Linked DNA regions of Homo sapiens: all the other regions are linked to region 3. A link is a contact called in ENCODE Hi-C or POLR2A ChIA-PET data. All regions are on one chromosome and are shown on one strand. The core of a region is the stretch at or near the end of the contact, and the rest is flanking DNA. Distances in the headings are between cores, read along the strand shown. Region 1 holds the start of RORA-AS1 (RORA antisense RNA 1). Region 2 overlaps RORA (RAR related orphan receptor A). Region 3 overlaps RORA (RAR related orphan receptor A).

Region 1 (4,856 bases), core at 1,121-3,620, 370 kb before region 3:
ATCCATTAACGTTACTAGGGAGGACAAAGGTCAGTAAAATTCCGTGGAAAAGGATAATTCCAAGGGCTACAATATTGTGCAAAGGTTCTAAACCACAACTAGTTCCACAATGCCGGTGGTATACAAGAGCATCTGTGCTACATCTGAATGCATACTTTATAGCACTGGCAAGGAATGCAAATGTGCATACCTCTTACCTAATCAAATGGTAACTTCTGGGTGTCCTAGTGCCCAGATAGGAAATTCTAGCATATTTGCTCCATACTCTTCTCCTTTTTAAACTGTTCTTAAAGGCATTTATCCAAAAAACTATATTAAGGTATTAATGGTAAAATTAGAAAGTCTTATTTGCTATGCATCAGTATAGTTTCTTATTACCTTGTCGTGGTATTGTATCTGTGACATCTCAATAAATTCTTAAGTTTCTGCACATCATATAAAAACAAAGTAAAGGGTCTCAGGGATTGTGAGCTCCCTGGGGATGGGAGTGTTGTTAGCAATAAACAAATACTCAATGAACATACTGACTTAATAGTCTGAGTCAGGTACTATTTTAATACTCTTTGTAACCATTTATAACATTTGATCCTCCTTGGCTGGCTTAGTAAATGTGTGTTAAAATGAACTAAAGCAGCACATGTATTAGCTAGATGGCTACAAAACCACTATATTATTTAACCAGGTTCTCTATTTGCAAAGTTCTCATACACTTTTAAAATACAGTCTATGCATTTATATCATTTGATATAGATTTCAATATAACAAAAAGCATGTCTATTCTTAAAGAGGGTCTTTTTTATTACTTGTATGGAAATGGGCCAAGGTTCTTGGACTCAAGAAAATTCCAGTATCTCTCCTTCACAGGAGACCAACAATAAATACCTGAGGGAATTATACCTAAAAATAATTTGAGTGCTGAACTGTGTTGTTCCACTATAGGAGTGGAAGTACAGTCAGCCATAACTCTAGCATTCCGTATGTGAAGATGAGGATAGGGTAAATTCTGAGACCCTAAACTTGTATTTTCTGTTTCCTCCAAATCTCTCTATGCCAGAAATCTATTTTCTTATGTCAACCATCAGCCCCACTACACTCCTCTTCAGTGGATTACAAAGTGGCTACAACTCACCAATTCAGTCCTGGTTCACTTATGACCATCTTGGAGCTCATCTTCCTAGATTTCTGCTTCACTCTAGCTCACAGTTCACAGCTGCCTGGCTGCGAAGGCTCCAAGAGGCAGGATCCCTCCAGAACTTACTCAGCTGAGTAAAAACAAAAGGCCAAGATCAAAAGCAAGTGATTGGCTAGGCCAGGTGCTATTAGGTGAGGAAGAATCTCTCCCTAAACATCTACCCTCAACAGACTGTGGCACCTAAAACAGAATACAGCAGACCCAAGGTTCTTTGTAGCAGAGCAGCAATGACGATACAGGACGAGCCCTTTTCCATTTAATCTACGCCGGGAGTGTTACTCTCAGGACACTCACTATGGAAATAAGAGCTGAAACAGAACGGTGTTCTCATTGCTTACATACTAGGCCACTTGATGGCATGGAACGGGAAGTCAACTCAGTTTTCCATTCCCTTACTGCCAAAATAAATCTTTTGTTTTCCCGACCATGCTTTGTTATGGGGCAGATTCTGGCAGGCACTTTATGACAAAAGCTACCTCGATATCAGGAATCTTAGGCCTTTCACAAAGAACCTCACATTTGAGAAGACTTGAGGTCAACTTAAGTGACATTTCACAAGATCACTTACAGACATCATCAGGACTACAAATCAGGCTTGATCTCTCATGTTCAGTACTTCTCCTGTGACCCCAGGCAGACTGATAAAGTGACCTGCGAGAACCTAATCAAATTTAGGAGTCGGTCTCTCGACACCGAACGGGCCCGACCGGCTCCCACTTAATCTACCTCTCACACTTCGACCCAGTGTGGAGCTGGGGGGGAATAGTCGAGGAAGGCAAAAGAAACGGCTGAGGGAAAGGGGACGCAAAGAGAGGGGAAACAAGGTTCCAGAAAAGCAGGTAAAAGGGCAAGCAAAGCAGGGGTAGGAGCCGCGCAGAGCCAGGAGCAAAGGGTCCTGGCCCGGCCGCCATGTTCCCTCCTCCCGCCCCTGCATGAGCACGCCCGCTGGCCCGGCAGCGCCCTCCCGTCCGCGTCTGGGCTGCAACACAGCCTTTCCGCCCACCTCATGGTCCGCGGCGGCTCTTGCCCAGGCCGCAGCCACACACCACACACGCTCCACCCCACTCCTCACATTGTCGCGCGCGCCCAAAAAAGACCATATTTAAAGGATGTGGCCGCGCCGACTCGGCCCTGCGTGATGACGTCTCAGCGACATAGTGGGCGGGGCCTTGCGTCTTGACGGCTGCTCCCCTCCTTTCCTCCCGCCACAAGCGCTCGCTGTGGTTCTGGCAGCGAAGTGCGAGACTGGGCTCGCCAGGCGGAAGTGGTTGGAGACTGCGTGTTTTCCTAGAAAGTCCTCGACCTTCGTCGGGGAGAGGAGGGGAGTGATAAATTGGAAGGCGGACAAGCGACAAGTGCGGTACTGGAAAGACCCAAACATACTTGGTTGTGACCTCAGGCAAGTTTCCTGACTTCCGTAACCCAAACTCCTCATATGTAAAATGGAGATGAAATTGTTACTGCTGCATCATACGGTTTTTTGGAAAGGATTAAATGAAACAAAGGAAGAAGCTGTGCTCTGCACAGTACCTGGCACATAGTAGGGCCTCATTAAGTGCTCCTTCACCTCCGCTCCACTCCCCATCCAGTTTTAGCTGTGAGTTCAAACACTAGTTTTGTTCTCATCCATTACGGAAAGATTTATTGACCGTAAACAGAGTACTTTGTGCTTGGTGCTGGGTACACATGGACTAAGACTGAATACTGATTTTTCCAGTGCTTTGGATCTCTGGCAATCTAAGACATTTACATTAAATACAATAGAAAGTAATAAACTACATAAGAAAGGTGTATAGATTGAGGTTAGAGGGAGAGGAATAGCTAGTGTGAGGGACAAAACGCAGTTTTGAATAGTATTGAGTACTTACATGTCAGTTGCTGCACTGAGCACCTGCCGTGTGAGCTCATTTGAAGAATGTGGGTATGTGGAATGAAGAGAAAGGGCGTTCTAGACAGACCAGCACAAGTGTCAAAAGACAAAAATTTGACACATCTAAAGATCTCAGTTGGCCTTATTGCGATTCTGGAATCAGGCAACACTTCATTCCATAAAATGGAATGAGTGTCCCAATGAGTGGAACAGAGGAGGTTGGCATTACGGACAGAAAAAAGGTCTGTAGAAAGTAGAAACAAAGAACAAAAAGCAGATTGATCATTTCAAAGTTACTTTCCTGGTAAGGTGGAGACAGACAGTACAATAGAAAGATAACTGATTGGTTAACATCAGGTTACTTCAAGTTACTCTTTGCTGTAGGGACTAAAACAGAGGAAATTCATTATCTTGCTGATTGAAAATTGAAACTGGCCTGTTACCTCTGTCTCCTGATTTCTTGGAGGGCCACATAACTCAGTTTCGGTGTGGTGAGCCTGAGTGATACCATTTTTATTTTAGTCTGGTCTCTTGGGGTCTAGTGCAGAAGTTCTAAACAATGGCCTCCTATAATTTTTTTTAATACAAGGAACTGCATAAACTTATTGCATAAACAGAATCTAGTGTGTGCTATTAGGGAAGCATGTTCTACATTTTATTTTAAGACAGAGTCTCCCAGACTGGAGTGCAGTGGTGTGATCTCAGCTCACTGCAACTTCTGCCACCTGGGTTCAAGCGATTCTCCTGCGTCAGTCTCCCTAGTAGCTGGGACTACAAGTGCATGCCACCACACTTGGCTAATTTTTGTATTTTTTTTTTAGTAGAGATGGGGTTTGCCAGGGTGATCTTTAACTCTTGACCTCAAGTGATCTGCCCACCTTGGCCTCCCTAAGTGCTGGGATTACAGGTGTGAGCCACTACCCCTGGCTGACATTTTAGACTGATTTAGAATATTGTTAGAAATTATGTTAATGTAAAAAATATGCTACAGGAAACCATAGGTAGTTTATTTTGCCTGGAATGCAAGGTCTCTGAAGAGTAGTAGAGGAAAAGGGGTTGGAAAAACTGGTTGAAGCTAGAACACGTAAGATTTTATAAGCCAGACTAAGGAAGTTTGACTTTATTGCATAAGAAATAAAATGCTAGGAAACAAACAAACAAAAAAGCTTACATAATGACACAATCAGAACTGGCTGGCTGTGCTTCAGGAAAGTTCACCTGGCAACCTACGGAATTCATTGAAGGGAGGAGGCCAGTTAGGAGACAGTGTTTGTGAATGCTTAAAAAAATCAACCACTACAATGCCTGGCACTGTGCAGATAGCATTTCTTTTTTTCTTTTTCTTTTTTCTTTTCTTTTCTTTTTTTTTTTTTTTTTGAGATGGAGTCTCCCTCTGTCGCCCAGGCTGGAGTATAGTGGGGCGATCTTGGCTCACTGCAACCTCTGCCTCTCGGGTTCAAGCGATTCTCCTGCCTCAGCCTCCTGAGTAGCTGGGATAACAGGTGCATACCACCACGCCCGGCTAATTTTTGTATTTTTAGTAGAGACAGGGTTTCACCATGTTGGTTAGGCTGGTCTTGAACTCCTGATCTCGTGATCCGCCCACCTCGGCCTCCCAAAATGCTGGGATTACAGGCGTGAGCCACCATGCCTGGCTGCAGATAGTATTTCTTATTAGGTAAGTGATGTGGATGGCTTGTGTAGGACAAAGGCAGCGTAAAAGTTCATGTGTTGGGTACTGTCTCACAAAGCATGCAGTCAGGAAGAGTTGGGGACACCTGACCTGGCCTGAAG
Region 2 (4,848 bases), core at 79-2,578, 290 kb before region 3:
GCCGGGCGCGGTGGCTCACGCCTGTAATCCCAGCACTTTGAAAGACCGTGGTAGGTGGATCATGAGGTCAGGAGTTCAAGACCAGCCTGGCCAAGATGGTGAAATCCCATCTCTACTAAAAATACAAAAATTAGCCAGGTGTGATGGCACACGCCTATAATCCCAGCTACTCGGGAGGCTGAGGCAGAGAATTTCTTGAACCTGGGGGATGGAGGTTGCAGTGAACCAAGATCGTGCCATTGCACTCCAGCCTGGGCAGCAGAGTGAGACTCCGTCTCAAAAACAAACAAACAAACAAACAAAAAACCAAGAGGCACATTTAAGACTTGAAATTTAGATGGAAATTTTAAAGTTTTAAGTTGTTCATATTCTACCCCAAACACATTCATCTCAAAAAATAATATTTAAAGCCATAGAATTTATAATTTATGCGTCAATAGTTTCTCCTTTAAGTGGTCACCAAAAAGATATCAAACTTTTTTTGCTATAAGAGCATATTTAAAAAATATCAATGAAAGTGTTACCAGTTTTCAATCCTCCTCACTTGGACATTAAAGGGATTAAAGTTATTGTCAGCACACACATGGATCAGCTTTCAATGGAAAAAAATTAATGTTTTTTGATGTTGTTTCTTTTCCTTAAGGCTTAAGGACACTAGGAGAAAGACATAAATAGAAGTATATATTATCATCTAGATGGTGACTCTCCAAGGGGATGATGAGGGAAAAGAAGTAATGCTACCCTAATTCTGAAATAATAAAAGCTCAAGCAATGAATGGCTGAATTCACACCTCAAAATTTCATGGAAGACAGGCATACAAAGATAAGCTTTCAAAATTGAATGAACTCATTACCACAATTAAAGAAAACAAAAAGAAACATTTTGCATAACTGCTGGTTTTGCTGCTCCTTCTGCTAATTTAGTTTGTCTGGAAGAGCCACTGTGTGGACCACCCATGCTTCAATGCACTTAACCAATACCTTTAGAAGAAAACAGGATAGCTACAAAGTCATAAAAAGTGGTATCTTTTTATGTTTCAGATTTCCATAAGGCGATTTCACAGTATTGCAGAGTGAAATCAATTAAGAAATAACTATAGCTATATAGGGAATATGCAACACATTAATATATTTATGGAGACTATATCTAGGCACATTTATTTTCAGCATTTGAAAATTACTGGTGAGAGTGAGTAACGTCCCTTCCCTGTTGTTTTGATAATCTCATGTCTTTTAAGCAAAAGGAAATGTATACTGCAAAATAGCTTTACCACTCTGACCTCAATATGGAGTAAAATGACAGATAACAAGCAGAAGCCGGTCAGTTTCACAAGTAAGTGATTCTGATGCTTTGGCTCATCCTGGTCCCTGCTCGGTTCCCACATCCTCATCTGGCTGACTTAGTTAAAACCTGCCATTTCTAAAGTTTAAGAAATTAAACATAGTTTGGGAGTACAAAGAGCCATCTTTGCTCTGATCTCATTAACAACCTCATAAGAGTTCATTTCCCTCACTAACTGTCCTCAGGAATGAAAGTTAAAAGACCTTGAATAATTTTTCCTACCGCCCCACAATGATACTGTACTACTGTCCTCTTTCCTGGTCTGAAACTCCTCTGGAAAGAGATGCACAGCCTCTAGTAAATCATAGTTTTTGTTTTGTTTAGTGTACTCTAAAGAGCTACATGGAACCTTTTAAATCATTCAATGCCAGGTCCATAAAGACCTCTGTGATTAACAAATCAAACCCCTTTCTTTTCAGTCAAGGCACCTGAGACTGAGAGGTAAAGTGACTGTCCTAAGGTTACCAAGCTTGGGCAAGACCAAGGTGATACTGCCACCATCTGTTCATTCTCCTGCCACCTTTTCAACTGGGGTTTATCCCAACCTCCTCATTTCACAGAGAAAAACAGAACCAGTGTGAACAGAAACAATTCACTTGGGAAGAGTGAGCCGAGGCTCTTTTATCAGTGTAGGTGGTTGAACTTCGGTAGCCACAGGGGACCTGACTTTGAGGACACAAAACACAGGATCCTTCGTGGTTCACAGTGGTGGTGTTAGGGAGAGGCAGTGAGCCTTGCATCATAGGTAGAACACGATGCAGCTGCAGGTGCAGAGAGTTATCAGGGAGAGAAGGGCCCAGAAGACTGGGAAAATGATAGTGGTGTCAAACAGGAAAATTACACTGAAATTACACCATGTCTTTTTACATTTTCCTCAGTCTCCGTCTGAGCCACAAGTGCACTGCAGTCATTTCAGAGATACAGAAGCTTATCTTGCTTTTTGAAAAGTTTTTCTTAATATTTGTCCTAGGGTCCACAGGAAATGAAAAACCCAAGGCATCCCTCGCCCTCTCCCCGCAAGTCACCTGCTATGAATACCTGCATTCATTCTACAAAGCCTTTATCAGTCCCTGGAATGCCACGTATTTATTAGCTGTCTCCACACATTAAGAATAAGATGTATAGAGCAGGAACCTGTCATTCTTCTCCATCCTGTCTTCCCAGTGCCTGCCTCAGTGCCTGACACATAGCAGGTGCTCCAAAGGAATAAATAAATTAGGAAATCCTACCACCTGCTTCTAGCATGTAATATCTACTACCCTGGAGTGGAATGAAAGGGTTATTAAAATACCCAATGACAGCCTCAGGTCTTTCCTTCTAGTGTGGAAACTACAGCAAGAACCAACACAAATTAAAGTGTCTAAAAAAATCAATTGGGGCAGGCATCTTCTTCTGAACTACATTTACTAGAGCCTGCCACCCACAGATGTCAAAGGAATTCACAGGATTAAAAGAAAAGGCTGGAGGTGAGAAAGTTAATAACTACTCTTGTGACATCTAGGGCTGGGCTACAAGTGGTCAGCACATGGACCTCTCCATATATGTTGTCAGATGTCAAGGAGTGGCTTTACAGATAGACAGCCTTGGACCCCAATGCTAAATCTTCCACTTATTAGCACTGTGATCATGGGCAAGTTATTTAACCTCTCCAAACCTCTATTTCCTAATCTCTACCACAGAGATAACAGTACCTACTTCACAGGGCTGTTATGAGGCTCAAATGCAAGAATATATGTAAGCAACTAGCTCAATGCCTGGCATACAATTGTAACTGCTATTACTATTGTTATATGAGCTATTGATATTTTTATCTGATCCCAGATAATACTCAATAATCAAAGTTAATCTCCATCTGCTTTTCTGAACCAGGAATTACTGCTTTATCCTGGGATTACTATAAGGTCAAGATGGCAAGTGAGTTTCAGCTCATATTCCGAGTCACATGGATTTCAAGTGAATGCTTGGGGGCTGGTTGAGATGCACTGTGCTGTGATTGATTGTGACATGTGCCAAGGGTGTGGAGCCAGGCTTGTTGGTTGGTTCTAATATTAGAATTGGTAAGCCTCTTGTAGTAGTATCACAGAGACTAACAGCTATTTTAATATTATATAATAAAGCATAGAGAAATCAAAAGAATGGGCTAAGAGTCAGATGGTCTAAGTTCTAATTTTAGCTCTGCAACTAACTGGTGAGAAGATCAGAATATGCCACCCCAAATTATGACACTTTGGCATGAAGATTATTTTGAGCTGAAAGCAACTGAGAAACAGCAGAAAAAGCTCTCTACCCTACCCCTATCTGCCTATAGGCAGGGCATACATTTCCCCTTGTAAAGGTGCCCTCTGCCCCAACCCCATACCAGGAAGAGGAGACAACCCTTATCACTACAGATGGGCACTGACTTAAATCTGCTAAAACAAACCTTATTGAAGTAACCCTTGTCTTCCATTAGTTCCCACATATATTTACCTTCCCACAATATATGGCCCCTAGAAGCCTCAAACCATTTTCCTTTATCTTGTCACTTCTCCATAAGTTTATTGCCCTTTGTTAAAATGGTATATAAGCCTCCAGATCTGATGACCTTCTTGGGGGTATTCACTTAATTTCTGTGAGGCCCCCTCACATACATATAAAATAATCCTTTTTCTCCCGTTAACCTGTCTTTTGTAAGTTTATTTTGTGGGGCCCCAGACACTGAATATAAGCGGGTAGAGGAAGAAGTTGGGTTTTTTCCTCTCTAACACTGAGTAAGTGATTTTAATCCAGTCACTTCTCTTTCTCTGTGAAGTTATTTCCCATTGAAGTACTGTGATTTGCTGATAATTGATTTTTTAAAATGTAAGTAAAGTGAAACACATATAGCTATGACAGGGCCTGGGGTACAGGATGGGTATTTGTTATGATTATTTGAAAGAAAAATAAAAGCACAAGGCTATTATATGGAAGTGTAACAGTTAAATATTTTCTGTCCTCATTCAAAAAGATTGACTCTTCCTATCAATGAGGAATATATTCACAATGAGATAAAATTGCAATATTTTTGGCACTAAAAAAAAATCAGCAAATGCTTAGTAATTCTCCAAGAAAGACAAGACTGTTGTGAATATGGGGGCTCTTTAATAACCAAGGCACCATTTAAAAATAGCTAGAATTAATTACAGGGCTAATGACCCATTGAAAGGCTTATTTAAATACCAAAGCCAGCACTGAACAATCATGGAAAATATGACTTAAAAGGGCTTTAGAGAGCAGAAACCAGGAACCGCAGTTCAAACAAAAAACACATTATCCTAGAACTCTAGCTACTTTGGTGAGAAACATTCAGGATGCGAAAAATCTCAGGGGAGTTCTCAGGCTGGGTAAGAGAAGCCACTAGGATCAACAGAAAGACAAGAAGATGACACATACGGTCACCTGTTTGGAAAAGAAGGACTGCCATTTAGCATTCACCCAAAGAGAAGAGAGAAGAGCCCTTCAAAAACCATTCTCCCCCAATCATCAAG
Region 3 (4,321 bases), core at 1,022-3,521:
TCTTGACCCTAACTTACTGTTCAAAGCATTAATCATAATAGATATTTTCAAAGCTACCATTTATGATTTATGGGCCACTTAGTACACATCAGATACAGCGTTAAGCATTGCTTCCTGAGTTAGTTCTCACAAGAGTCCTACATGAAGTTTCATTACTTGCACTTTCCATTTTCAGGCCTGTAGAGATGAAGCAGCTTCAGAAGGCTGACAGTGGGTCAGTGGTCAGTGGTGAGCATTGGACTGCAGATCTTATGATGTCAAAACCCATGCTCTTGACCCCTTCACTGCCCCTTCTACCTGAACGGATGCCCTGTGCTGCTGTCACACCCCTCCCCCGACCCTCCACACAGGTCCTGGGCTGTCATGGTCACCCCCTCCCAAACCCAAACTGGTGCCTGGGGCAGAGGAGCTCTAAGAAGTCCTCAATCCATATGAGCTGAAAGTTCTCAGCCTTCAAAGTAGAAGATCGGGTGGATAAAGAAGACACGCAGCCCAGGAAGCTTCAAGTAGATGGGCAGTGAGTGCCAGCCCGCCACATCTGCTGAGTGAGAGTGGGTGGTGGAAGAGCTGGGGCTGGCTGTATTCATTTGAAACGTGGGCTCTTTCTCTGCATCCTGCAGCAGCCTCTTTCTCTGTCCACCCTTCTCGTTCACCCACCACACCCCTCGTGAAACTCCATTCCTAAGGTAATTCTCCAAATGTCCAAACCCAAGATCTACTCAGCCAAGAAGCTGGGTTCTGCCGCTCTCCCTCCCCCTGCTGTTCTGCTGCAAGGAAATGGAAGAAGGAACAACCTCGCTGGGCCACTTGGTGATTTGTTTTTTCCTTGCTCAAAGCACAAACATGCACAAATCTCAGAGTCCCCATGTTAAGCAGAGACGCTCCCTGGTCAGTCTCCTGCACTCTAACTTCCTAAAAATTAAAGAGTCAAGGCAGAATCAGACACGGTAGAAGGGAGAAAAGGCCTCTTAGTAGCCATAAAGTCCAGGTACCTCATTTTACAGGTGAGGACATCGGAGCCTGGAGAGAAATAACTTGTCCAAGGTCATTCAGTATCAGAGTGGTAGAGCCCACACAGTTCCCAAGGCCTTTTCTCCCAGGCGGAGAGCTCTTTCCCTCTCCCTGTGATGTGGCTGCTGCAGCCACACAAACCAACTGTTCTTGTTACACGTGTCATGGTCAAATGTCCACTAGCTGCCCAAGGGCAAGATGAGTTACAAGAGCAATTCTTCCCATGACTTTACAGTTGTCAGGAGGGGTCAAGGACGCTTTCAAGATTCACACTCTGACCGTGGCAAGCCAGGTTCTCGGAGGGTTAAATGACTGATGAAAAGAAAGCCAAAGGCTGAGTCAGAACCAGGGACAGAACGGCTGGCACAGCCCTGTCTTGCTGGGGAAGGCAAAGTTCTCCATTTTGGCAAGGTCCGTGAATGTCTCTTTTTGCTTTTCCTGGGTCTCTGGTGCACTTGTTGGATTGAATCTTAAAGCATACCCTGAATGCTAAACATCTCAGGATAATGCACTAAGTCCTTCCTCAGCTGGGCTGGCCCATCTTTCTACAGCCTCACCCTAATATACCTACTCTGCTCAGGGCACAGGAAACATAGCCCACACTTTCACATCTTCATTTACTTTTTTTTTGGTTATTCTCTCCACCAGGAATATCTTCCCCTCTTTAACTGGCAAACCTGCACTTGACTTTGAGGATGGAGTTTAAATGCCTGCTCCTTTTCATAGCCTCCTCTGGCTCTTCTCTCCTAGTCCCCTCACTTGTCTTCCCAGAGAACTCTGTTCCTGGCACCTCTCTGCCCTTCCTGAGTTGAATTCTAGCTATTTGTTAACATGTTTTCTCCTATGGCTGTCCTGAGGCTCTCTCAAGGACAGTGACTCAGTCATATTCATCTTTGTACCCTGGGTTGTCAGCTCAGTTACTGGGACACAGAGGGAACAAAAGAATTACTACTTTAAACTACACAGAAATGCATCTACTTAAGGAAAACTTTGCTCCAAGTTCCCAAATGGAAAAGCCAATGAAGGAGTTGTTGTTGTTGTTGTTGTCGTTTGCCCCTAAGAGTATAGCAAAGGCCCCCAACCAGCCAGTTTTCATTCTGAATGGTAAAGTGTCATTTTACAAGCTGCTGCCACGAGCAAGCCTCCACGCATGTCGAATGCACACTTGTATGCATGCACACACACATAGGAGCTAGAAGGAGCTGGTTGCTCTATGGCAAGAAGCAGCAAAGAAGATAAGATCACCATACTGCAAAGGAAGGTAAGCCACGTGATGATGTGGGTAACCCCAGGCACAGATGATACCCTCAGCGAGGCCCAGCTTAAATCTAACCACATCAACTTTTCATGAAACAGACATGAAAAAGTAAGACTAAGACAATTACAAAAAAGGTGGTTTAATGCCTTCTTGCCTCGATGGTATCAAAGCTATTGGCTCCAGGGCTACACTTGGGGAAACAATTCTTTGAGATAAGGAGATGAACTATCTGCTCAAAAGAATGTGCAGGAAGCCAAGGTAACTGGGCAACACATAATGAAACGGTTTGTGGCCAATGAGCCGTCTAAACAAAAATATCCCTGGTAGGCATCAGTTGTATAAGTGAAGGAAACCAAACCCACCCTTGTTTCAAAGTGAAGACTTTGTGGGTGCCAGTGTGTGAGTGTGTGTGTGTGTGTCCTCACTAAATATTATAGTTAAAGTGAAATTCACAAGTCCTCCAGCTGTGGCTGACACTGGTATAAAATGAAAAGGTTGAGAAGGTGAGACTAGTTGTCATACAGCAACCTTGAAGTGCCTTTCCGGGTGGCACTGCCTGCTATGTGAAGGCTCATTTGCTGAATGACCATCACTACGTCAACACAAATTGAGATCTCAGCATTGATTTATCGGTGTGTGTCCCAGAAAGACACACTGCATTTCAGCATCACGGTATTCTGATGTAGTTAGGTTCTGAATTCTCTGAGCCACAGACGATGGTATGTTTCTCCTCTCTGAAGCTCTGCTAATGCCTCGTCCCTATTTCCCTGAAATATGGTTTCCCCCATCAGTTTTCAACCTTTTCGTTTCCCCAGGCAATCTTTTGATGATTCTTTAAGGTCCCCAGATCCACAGAATGTGACAGCTGGGATGAGCTTCCGGGGGTGCCGATTGGAAGCTTTACAGGCTCTAAAACTTGCTACTGAATCTCAGCTCTGGCATTAGTCGGTGTTCTTTGATTTCAGGTAAGTCACACAACCTAAATCTCAGCTTTCTCATTTATAAATTGGGACTAACAGAACCCATCTTCTAGTTGAGTTTGCTTTAGAAATATATGAGTTAATTCGCATTAAAGTACTTAGCACAATTATACACCTCAGTATGTGAAGCCATTTTTTTGTTTGCTTGTTTGAGATGGAGTCTTGCTCTGTCGCCCAGGCTGCAGTGCAGTGGTGCGATCTCCGCTCACTGCAACCTCCGCCTCCCGGGTTCACACCATTCTCCTACCTCAGCTTCCCGAGTAGCAGGGACTACAGGTGCCTGCCACCACACCCGGCTAATTTTTGTATTTTTAGTAGAGACGGGGTTTCACCTTGTTAGCCAGGATGGTCTCAATCTCCTGACCTCGTGATCCGCTCCCCTCGGGCTCCCAAAGTGCTGGGATTACAGGCGTGAGCCACCGCGCCCAGCTGTGAAGCTATTTTTATTACCACCACCAGCATGATCCCTTCAGACCCTCTTAATCTTGAGGTCCAGAGAGATAAAGTAACTTGTCCTAGGGAAATGAATCTTGGTTGAGACAATAACTATTGTCTCTGCTATACAATGATTAAACCAAAGATAGCAGCAATCGTAAGTGGCTGTCAGGGCTCAGGTCTACTCGCTTCCAGGTCAGAACCACATTGGTGCCCGTACTGTGATTTATCATTGCATACTTATTTTTTTCAGAGTGTAGCACTTGATAGGTACTGTATAAATATTTATTAATCAGCTGATTGCAAAGATCACTGCTGATTTTCAAAGCAACAGGTTTCTCTATCGTAACTGCTTCTCCTCCACACTATCACGTCCTTATAATTTCAGAACACCCATCTAGGAAGGACTCATACTAATGTGTTATCAGAGGGAAACATTCCACCCCTTTTTGGAATGCAGATATAGATTGCTCCAGATTTCAGGAACACTAATTAGAGCCACTGGTAATTTGACTGAAGCGCTAAAGCACCAAAGCACTCACAGAAGGCACCTTTGTACTCACACATTAGAGCTTTTGTCACTACATATCAAAAATGGTCAAGCTGCCTTTTGATGGTACCCGCAGGCTGGATGACA

Evidence for each region. A loop is a pair of places that touch in the nucleus more often than their neighbours do. ChIA-PET counts read pairs that join two places held with the same protein, here RNA polymerase II (POLR2A). Pooled maps may share reads with other maps.
Region 1: a loop to region 3 is called in a map of naive thymus-derived CD4-positive, alpha-beta T cell, with 2.5 times the contacts of the local background. The contact joins the promoter of RORA-AS1 here to the enhancer-like site in region 3. A Hi-C loop is called at or near these places in 2 of 168 maps with a recorded cell type or tissue (naive thymus-derived CD4-positive, alpha-beta T cell and natural killer cell) and 5 of 50 pooled maps. POLR2A ChIA-PET finds 5 or more read pairs at or near these places in 1 of 52 experiments (activated T-cell).
Region 2: a pooled map shows a loop between it and region 3 (2.5-fold over the local background). The contact joins two enhancer-like sites. A Hi-C loop is called at or near these places in 1 of 168 maps with a recorded cell type or tissue (natural killer cell) and 5 of 50 pooled maps. POLR2A ChIA-PET finds 5 or more read pairs at or near these places in 3 of 52 experiments (CD4-positive, alpha-beta T cell, CD4-positive, alpha-beta memory T cell and activated CD4-positive, alpha-beta T cell).

Annotation. Positions count from the first base shown.
Region 1 is chr15:60,476,808-60,481,663 of GRCh38, forward strand. RORA-AS1 (RORA antisense RNA 1) reads left to right here and starts at 2,371. Exons shown (of 6, transcript NR_120342.1): 1 at 2,371-2,591. ICE2 (interactor of little elongation complex ELL subunit 2) reads right to left here and starts at 2,335. Exons shown (of 16, transcript NM_024611.6): 1 at 2,196-2,335; 2 at 1,130-1,262. The coding sequence starts at 1,170. RefSeq lists enhancers at 1,167-1,286, 1,609-2,136.
Region 2 is chr15:60,550,012-60,554,859 of GRCh38, forward strand. The region is part of intron 2 of RORA (RAR related orphan receptor A); the gene reads right to left. The region is part of intron 3 of RORA-AS1 (RORA antisense RNA 1); the gene reads left to right. Among named protein-coding and RNA genes, the nearest start is that of RORA-AS1, 73 kb to the left of the region's middle. Within about 2 kb of position 1,329, at least 4 of the 41 ENCODE cell types and tissues checked have a DNase peak (open chromatin) inside an H3K27ac peak, as active enhancers do; they include CD4-positive, alpha-beta T cell and natural killer cell, where a contact is called at or near this core.
Region 3 is chr15:60,842,365-60,846,685 of GRCh38, forward strand. The region is part of intron 1 of RORA (RAR related orphan receptor A); the gene reads right to left. Among named protein-coding and RNA genes, the nearest start is that of RORA-AS4, 81 kb to the left of the region's middle. Within about 2 kb of position 2,272, at least 3 of the 41 ENCODE cell types and tissues checked have a DNase peak (open chromatin) inside an H3K27ac peak, as active enhancers do; they include CD4-positive, alpha-beta T cell and natural killer cell, where a contact is called at or near this core.